Regions from separate parts of the Homo sapiens genome. Here region 1 is linked to region 2. Evidence: read pairs that join two places in POLR2A ChIA-PET (ENCODE). Cell type or tissue: endothelial cell of umbilical vein. All regions are shown on one strand. Links, peaks and the distances in the headings refer to the core of each region. The heading gives the core; the rest is flanking DNA.

Region 1 (4,410 bases), core at 247-4,246, 130 kb after region 2:
CTGTTTAACACTTTTTATCTAATGCAACTTGATTTTTGCCCCAGGCCCCCAAGATGGTGTCTGTTAGAGTGATGCCGACCAAAGGGATACCTGTCATGAATGTGAAATGCTGCAGATTGCAAGGAATGGAAAACCTAGATGATGGATAAGGAGCTTGGCTGTTCTTTGTTTGCCTTTGGCATCAAGTCTTTGGGAGATGAAAAGGTTTCTCCAAAGCTGGCTTTGGGCAAGTGGTGCCTTGTGTAGGAATTTGTCTTTCAATGGATTTCAAATCCTTACCTTTACTTGGTCTTTAACTCTTTTAGTTTCTATATAACTTAATTATTTAATTTATTTTTTTGAAATAAATTTTTTTTACCTTCATAATTTTTTGACTGCTCTATTAGTTTTTTAAGTTTCTTTTTTTGAAGGATGCAGTAATGGCTAAAGCCCATCTCTCTCTTTCTCTCATTATTTTTTCTTATATGATTAAAACAATGTCAAAGGCTGTAGAATATGGATTACGAATTTTTATTTCACACAAGAGCCATTCTTATACTCATCTCAAATGTTACTCTTCCCAGTTGGTGTAAAACTGGAGCGATATGAATGATCAAAATTTTAATGTTGTTCAAATCCAATTTCAAATTTATTTTTAGGTACTTCAAGTTTCTTCTCCACCTTTATTCAGGTGATGCAGGTGTTCAAATGTAGCAACCTTTTCCCATCATCTGCTTAGTTCACCACACAGTATCTCCTCACATTTTGGAAAATAATTGCTACAATATTGATGACATAATTATAGCTATAACTTCTAATAAACAGCATTAACCTGTATTAGACATGCACAGGGTGGCTTCTCAAAGGATTGGATGTAATTGGATTCATTGAAAAAACCTGGTTACTTTAGTGATAAAACATATAAGTCACTATTCTTCCTCTTTGCTAAGGACAAATCTGTAATAGTATTATGCATATCCACTCCACATTGTGGTTTACATTTAATTTTGCACTTTCTCTGGGAAGTTTCTGATAGCAGTGATACGGAGTTCATAATACTGGATGAAATAAAAATGTCTGGGGGTGTCTAAAGCATCTTATTATTATGTCATGATTCCCAATGAAGGAATTTGGGGGATTTATAGAGATTGGATAAAAAGATATTTAGATTTTTTCCTAATTTAATTAATATGTTTGAGCCTTTTCTCTCTTTTCCCCATGATAATAATTTGGAATTATTTAGTACAATATACTAAAAAATATTAGTAATACAAATTGTAAAGTGAAACTTTATTGTTAATATGTAACTTCTTTCCTATAATTATTGAGGTAGAAATTTAGCCTTTTTTTTCAGTTATGATGCATTTAATTCAGCATATTTCACAGAAGCTATTCATTTAACTTAGGGGATCAATAGAGAATGCTTTCATTATTGCAATAAGAAAAAATTGTTAAATGGTATAAAACCTAAGATTTTAGAAGAAATCATTATTATTACCTATATTCCATTATGAGGTTAATAATGAAAACTTAGGTGAACTGACAAAAACACCATGATGGATATTCTGAAGGGTAATTTTCCTAAACCTCAGTGCACACTAACCTGGCCCACAGCAATTAGAGAAGCGGAGCACTTAGCCAAGACACCCTACTGCCATCAAGCAACCAGGAATGGCAGCAAGCAGTGGTACCTGTAAAGAATGACATGAGTCAAAACCCAGAAAACAAACATTGTTAGACACTGTGTACAAAGGACTTCATCATTTGTACACAAAGCCTCATCATTGTTTGGTGATTCATACTCCTATATACTTGGTGATAACATGGAACCATGAGGCTTTCAGTTTTCAGTTATTGTTGATCTCTCAGAGATTAAAACAATAATGATACATCAAAATAAGCTCTGAAATATTTGCAATTTCAAAAATAGAAATATTTTAGGAACATAACTTATTGTATTTTAGCCAAGCATATTTATAATTATTCATCTGTATGCTGACCAGTTCCTGTCAAAATGGAAGGCTAAGCTGGTGTGAAAGTTTAGCCTCCCATGTAAATGCAGAAATGCTCGATAAAACATAAGTAATCCCTGGATGCCATAAATGAAGTGGGACTTCCAAGTTTGTATTAGCCCATTTTCATACTGCTATAAAGAACTGTCTGAGACTGGGTAATTTATAAAGAAAAGAGGTTTAATTGAGTCGCAGTTCTGCATGGCTTGGGAAGCCTCAGGAAACTTATAATCATGGGAGAAAATGAAGGAGAAGCAAGGACTTTCTTCACATGGTGGCGAGAGAGAGAAGTGTAGGCAAGAGCAAACAACCCCTTATAAAAACCATCAGCTTTTGTGAGAACTCACTCTCCATCATGAGATCAGCATGGGGGAACTGCCCTCATGATCCAATCACTTCCCACCAGTTCCTGCCCTCAACATGTGGGGATTATGTGGATTATAATTCAAGATACGATTTGGGTGGGGACACAAAGCCTGACCATATCAAGGTTAGAATACTAAAAAGAACCTAAAGTTCTTGTAGAACATGTGTGCATCAGACCCTAGGTGCCAGGACCCGAGAGCTTAGGTTCTAACTTTCACTGTGTAACAAGTTTAAGACCTATATGGGAATCTATTGCATAATTCTATAACCTACAAGGCCATATTGACCATGAAGCATGAAAAAGAAAAAAGATAATTTAAAAAATAATCCCTACCCTACATTCTTGGGTGATAAGAAAAAGTCACCCATGAGAAAACAGGACTCCAAACCTATGACAGTGTGGGGATTATGTGATAATGTGGGGATCTGCCATCTAGAGATTTAGGAAAATCAGGATGAGGCAATAAAATGGTAACTGGTCCAGAACCTGTGCAACTCCTAAGGCCCCCATGAGGGCAAATGTACTGCAGGGATGGTTTCTAAACCAGGGCTTCTTGGATATCTAAAGAAATCCAAATTACCAAAATTACTCAAAATAGAAAATAAAAAGCACACAAAATAACTAAAGAACATCATGAGGGAGGGACATGACAGAGAATCAGCAAATACAAGCAACATGGTATTTAACGAGGGGGGACTATAACAAATCTGGAAAAATACCATATAAATATATTTAAAACATTAAACATTATAACGTGTTATAGATATTATAAGATAAGCTTTGAAAAAGAACCAAGTAAAACTTCTAGAAGTGAAAAGTCAATTATTAAGACGTTAACTTCAATTGCCATGTTAAACATACTAACATGCAGTTAAAGAAAAATAAGTTAACTATCAGGCTTATATGCAAAAACCATCCAGAATACAGTATAAAGTGACAAAAATATAAAAACGAGTTTGAGATAAATGGGAGAGGATTTCAGAAGGCCCAAAATACAGTCATGCTTTGCTTAACTATAGGGAGATGGTCTGAAAAACACATCACTAGGTGATTTCATCATTATGTGAGCATCAAAGTGTATATACCAAGACCATCCTGGCCAACATGGTGAAACCCCATCTCTAATTAAAAAAATACAAAAAATTAGCCAGGTGTGGCAGCACGCGCCTGTACTCTCAGGTATTCCGGAGGCTGAGCCAGCGGAATCACTTGAAACTGGGAGGCAGAGGTTGCAGTGAGCCGAGATTGCACCACTGCAATCCAGCCTGGTGACAGAGGGAGACTCCGTCTCAAATTAAAAAAATGTATATACATTAACCTAGTTGGTATAGCCCACTAATAGTATTTATGTATCTAAACATAGAAAAGGCATGGTAAAAATACAGTGTAAAAGATAAAAAGTGGTACATCTGTATAGTGCACTTGCCATGAATGGAGCCTGCAGGACTGGAGGTTTCTCTGGGTGAATCAATGAGTTAGTGGTGAGTGAATGTGAAGAACTAAGGTTATTACTGTACACTACTGTAGACTTTTAGCTACATTAAGTTTATGTTTTTCTTTCTTCAACAATAAATTAACCTTAGCTTACTGTAGGTTTTTTATTTTATAAACTTTTTAATTTTTAAAACTTTTTGACTCTTTTGTAGGAACATGTAGCTTGAAACACAAATGCATTTTACAGCTGTCCAAAAATATTTTTTACACTCTTATTCTATAAGTTTTTTCTATTTCAAATTTTTATTTTTTATTTATTATACTCTTTAAGCTTTTTTTGTTAAACACCAAGACACAAACATACACATTAGCTTAGGCCTACACAGAGTCAAGATAATTAAGACGTTACTAGGTGACAGGAATATTTTTGGCTCCACTATAGTCTTATGGGACCCCTGTCATACATGAGGTCCATCATCAACTGAAACATCATTGTGTGGCACATTACTATATATTTAATAGAAGATCAATAACTAGAGCTTAGATATAATGGGAGAAAGGCAGCATTTGAAGAGATAGTCATGTAGGATTTTTCAGAAGATATGCATACTCAGAATA
Region 2 (4,410 bases), core at 123-4,122:
CATTGTCACAATTGTTTATATAGTGTCCTAACAATCCCTGAGTTATAATAATTAGTTTTAGCACACATTCAAGAATGCTCTTCTTTCACTGTTTTTTTGGAGATAAATTATAAGGAAAAAATTATACTACTTATTGAAAAGGGGAGAGTGATAGTCCAAGATAGAAATATGAGAAAACATTGTGACAAATTATAAATATAAAATTCTAGAATGAGGGAATAAATTGGAGTGCAGAGCTGAATCTCTATTGGTTTCTAAAGTGAATCTGAGGTTTATTTCAGAGGATAAAGGAATAGTGGTGAATGAGGTCTCATATTAATATGCTGGTCTACTTTGAGGTATTGTAAGAGGGAGATATGTGGATTGGGGAAATTGTTGGCTCAGTCTGAAAGTAAATGAATAAAAAATATGGTGGTCATTTCAGAGCATTGTTGACTGCTAAGTGCTTTGTGCATCATCTTCTCACAAAAGTGAGCACTTATATTAGCCCCATTTTATAATGAAAGGACCTAAGACTAAGAGCAGTGATAGTGTGCTGGGAACACAGAACTAGAAAATGGCAATAGCAGGACTTGATCCTAGGTATTCCTGGCTCTGATACCCATACCTTAAGCACCACTATGTTTTGTACTGGGTTGAACCATGTGGAATTCCCATTTTGTAGTTCAAAACAGTCAAAATGTCAGCTATTTCACAAGGTAAAAGAATATGCTCAGAACCATAATTTTGGGATGTTAAAGAGATGATATTTATATTTTTCTACCTTTAAACTTCATATGAAAATGAATAGCATTTATGATGTCTTTTCTTTCATGGTTTAGAGAAATTATCTTTTTTCTCCTACTTCTCATTCTGGGAAAATGCAATATAAAGTTTAAATTAATAGTCTTACTTACATAGGCAGGGACTTGTGCAAAATCTCATTATAAAGTTCAAGTGACATGATATTAATTTCTTGATTTACCATAGCAGGTGGTTGTGAAATTAAAATGAAAGAAAGTAATGCCAAATTGCAGAATGCTATCATGATTACTAGCTTTGTGACTGTGGGCAAGTAACTGAACTTAATTTAGTCATATTAATCTAATATACCTTGTAGAGTTGTTGTGCAAATTAAATTAGAAAATGCATGTAAAGAGCTTAGCACAGTGCCTAGCTGAATAAAATTTCCTTGTTACAATTTTTATTTTATTTCCAGATTTTTAAGTGTCTATTTGAGAATTGAATCCAGGTGGGAGATTCTGAGATGTCTGACTGATACAAGTGCACTAGTGGCTAATATAATAAATAATGCAGGAATGACTTTAAATGAAGCATGGACAAGTACTCTCAGGCTGTTTAAACCTTGGCTCTACTATCTAAGCCTGTGGTGCTGTTTATGAGCAAAGCATAATTCAGAGTTTAGATTTTCTTTAATGGAAACCATCCAAATTTGCCATCTGAGCCACAAGGGAGAAATGTACCTATGTGCCACTCACTGGTGCTCAGGAATGTGGCATATGTACAAGTTTGCTTTTTTTTCACAAAAACACCAAAGTGGTGAAAGTTCTTAGCAACCCATTAAAAAGGCTCTCTTGCTGAAAGACTCCTTTTCTTATCAGCGCTCTCACAAGAATTTACATCCCACACTGAGTCATGCAGTAAGTTTAGTGCTTCCCGGCAAGCAGCTTAGAGTCAAGTTCTGCAGCTATTCTTAGCTGCTCCACACCCTGTAATAGATGGAAGACACTGTATGAACTTGCAAATGACACATTGTACCGATGACAAACAGGGTGGATTGTGTCAGATTGAGTTTCGAAGTCTCTACTTTCTTTCGTGTATTAAGGACAGTGGGGAAAAAAAGGCAAAAAAAAAAAAAAAAAATGACGGGTCTCCTTGAGATTCAGTACTGTATCGGATATAGCATCCTGTAATGGAATGTGAACTGAAAGCAGAAACATACATTTTTGCAATTCACTGAATTTTCACTCTGTTCCTATCCATATTCAGGGCTAGATTAAAGATATCAAAGCAATAATAGTCAATATTTCACTTGCAAGATCTCATTGTGATCATGAATAATATAGAAATCATGCTTTGCTTTTGAATGGTAAGTAGAACGTTGCATTATCATGTGCAAGATAACATTTTCTCTGGCAGCTTCCCGTTAAAGTCAGTGTGCTTGTATAAAGCATCTTTTCTCTAACGAGGTAATTGTTCCCACCCTTTCCTACCCATTTTCTCAAGGAGCCAGACCTCTCCTAACGCAGAAGTAATTCACATAAGTATATTAGTTACAGTGCTTATCACATTGTTTCATCACTATCTTTTTTTTTTTTTTGAGACGGAGTCTCGCTCTGTCGCCCAGGCTGGAGTGCACTGGCTTGATCTCGGCTCACTACAAGCTCCGCCTCCTGGGTTCACGCCATTCTCCTGCCTCAGCCTCCCGAGTAGCTGGGACTACAGGCGCCCGCCACCACGCCCAGCTATTTTTTTGTATTTTTAGTAGAGACGGGGTTTCACTGTGTTAGCAGGATGGTCTTGATCTCCTGACCTCGTGATCCGCCTGTCTCGGCCTCCCAAAGTGTTGGGACTACTGGCGTGAGCCACCGCACCCGGCCTCATCACTATCTTTTTTATATGTCTGTTTCCTGAGTACACTTTTTCCTTCTATGTGTCCCCAATGTGTAACATGATCCCGGGCACACAGCAGGGATTATTTATCAATATAAGCATACAAATATGTGTATATATATTGAAAATGAGGTTATATCATATATGTTTTCATAATGTGGTTTTCAAAAATCTAACAGACTTATGGTAGAAATTTTACATGCTAGTAAATGTAGAAATCTATATTTTCAAAATATCTTATTTTATGGAAGTATCATAAACTATTTACCTAGTCCTCTCTTATTGGGCACATAGTTAATTATTCAGAAAAAACTACATTGAAGTGTGTTTTCATTCAGTCCCTGTTCATTCATTAATTTAGTCAACAAATATTAGTTGCCTTATATTTTTCAGGCACTGTTTAAACTCTGGGAATATCATGGCAAATCAACATTTGAGTGAGGGGAAAGAGACAATAAAATAAACAAAAATATAACAAACATGGAACACATAATAAATATGATTATTAAAATATATATTCTATATTCAAAGGTGATCAGTAGCATGGAGAAAAATTAAATGGGGAATATTGGAAGGACATTTATAATAAGGTGATCAGGGACTGCCGAGAAGGTGACATTTCAGTAAAGACCTGAAGGAGGAGTGCCTGCTAAACTCCTTGAGGGCAGAGATCATGTCTCTTTTGCTTACCCTTATGTGGCAATTCCTGCTTTCATGAAGCTTAGAATCTAAGGTCTAATTTGATGTGGGTTATCTGTGAGTTATTACCAGGTAAATGGTTGTTGCACTTTACATATTTATATATTTTTTTAATATTTTAAAACTTCTCTACGACAACCATATGCCACTTTTAAATTTTAAAATGACATCTTAATTTTAAAAATATTTGGTTAAATTATTTTGTTAGAGTCATCATACTGTGGACATGTCATGTCTACAAGCATCCTACCCATCAGCTTTGTTTACGTGAATTATTTGAACTAAAACTCATCCATCATGCACCTAGGTAGTCCTTTTCTTGACCTAAGTGCATGACTTTGCCTTTTCATCTTTCAGTTTTGGCTCTAAGTTGACCAAGTTTGAGGAATTGAAAGATTTCATGAAAAGCTGAAATAGGACACGCTGTACAGAGGCTTGAACGTGAAAGGTCAAGCAGACCTTTGGGAGCAATTCATAAAGGCTTTTGCTAATCTGTTTTAGCTTCCCTTCCTCATTTTTGGGAAGATGTTGCTTTCTCCCTTTGTTGGAGGTCATTCTGCTCCCTGTACCTGTGATAGATTGCTCTATGAATTGATGCACTAGGGAATACTTGCAGAAGTAAACAGTAGGAGACCCAGGAGTGAGAGACCTCTTCTACTTCTGAGAGAATACTTTTATATTTTCGTGTCGTGTGTTTTTAGTTTTCTCTGTGATACTGAAAAATCCCCAATCTTCTATATGCAGAAAAATGCTAAAACCCATCTCTAGAAGCTTGCCAGCAAGAATGCCTTTATTTCCACAGCTATTATCCACATCGATGTACAATTCCTAGCTCTTTTTAGTGAAACATTTCTCTTATGGAGTGAAGAAGAAGGTTTAAAAAGTATTTTCAATTGAAGGAAGAAAGAAAAGAATTTTCTTAGTAGTTCATAATATTAGTTTAATTCACTTTTGGTATTTGCATAGAAGTTAAAATATTCCAAAGCATTTTTTACATCTCTACCATGATTTGTACAATGTTCTAAGGTAGTAGGGTTATTTTTGCTTTATAAATGAGAAAAGTAAGTCACAGAAAAGAAAAGAAAATTGCTTAAAGGC

Evidence for each region. ChIA-PET counts read pairs that join two places held together with the same protein. Peaks named below come from ENCODE experiments on the same cell type or tissue, not always from the same donor. Only the 100,000 strongest peaks of a DNase experiment are listed, where the experiment ranks them.
Region 1: POLR2A ChIA-PET joins it to region 2 with 9 read pairs; 2 of 35 experiments call an interaction of 5 or more read pairs at or near these places.

Annotation. Positions count from the first base shown.
Region 1 is chr6:54,184,357-54,188,766 of GRCh38, forward strand. The region is part of intron 9 of MLIP (muscular LMNA interacting protein); the gene reads left to right. Among named protein-coding and RNA genes, the nearest start is that of MLIP, 75 kb to the left of the region's middle. In endothelial cell of umbilical vein, for the core only: no CTCF peak of the experiment used is centred there; no DNase peak of the experiment used is centred there.
Region 2 is chr6:54,052,586-54,056,995 of GRCh38, forward strand. It overlaps a transcript of MLIP not described here. Among named protein-coding and RNA genes, the nearest start is that of MLIP-AS1, 7.2 kb to the left of the region's middle. In endothelial cell of umbilical vein, for the core only: no CTCF peak of the experiment used is centred there; a DNase peak (open chromatin) is centred at 1,636; H3K4me3 peaks cover 298 bases.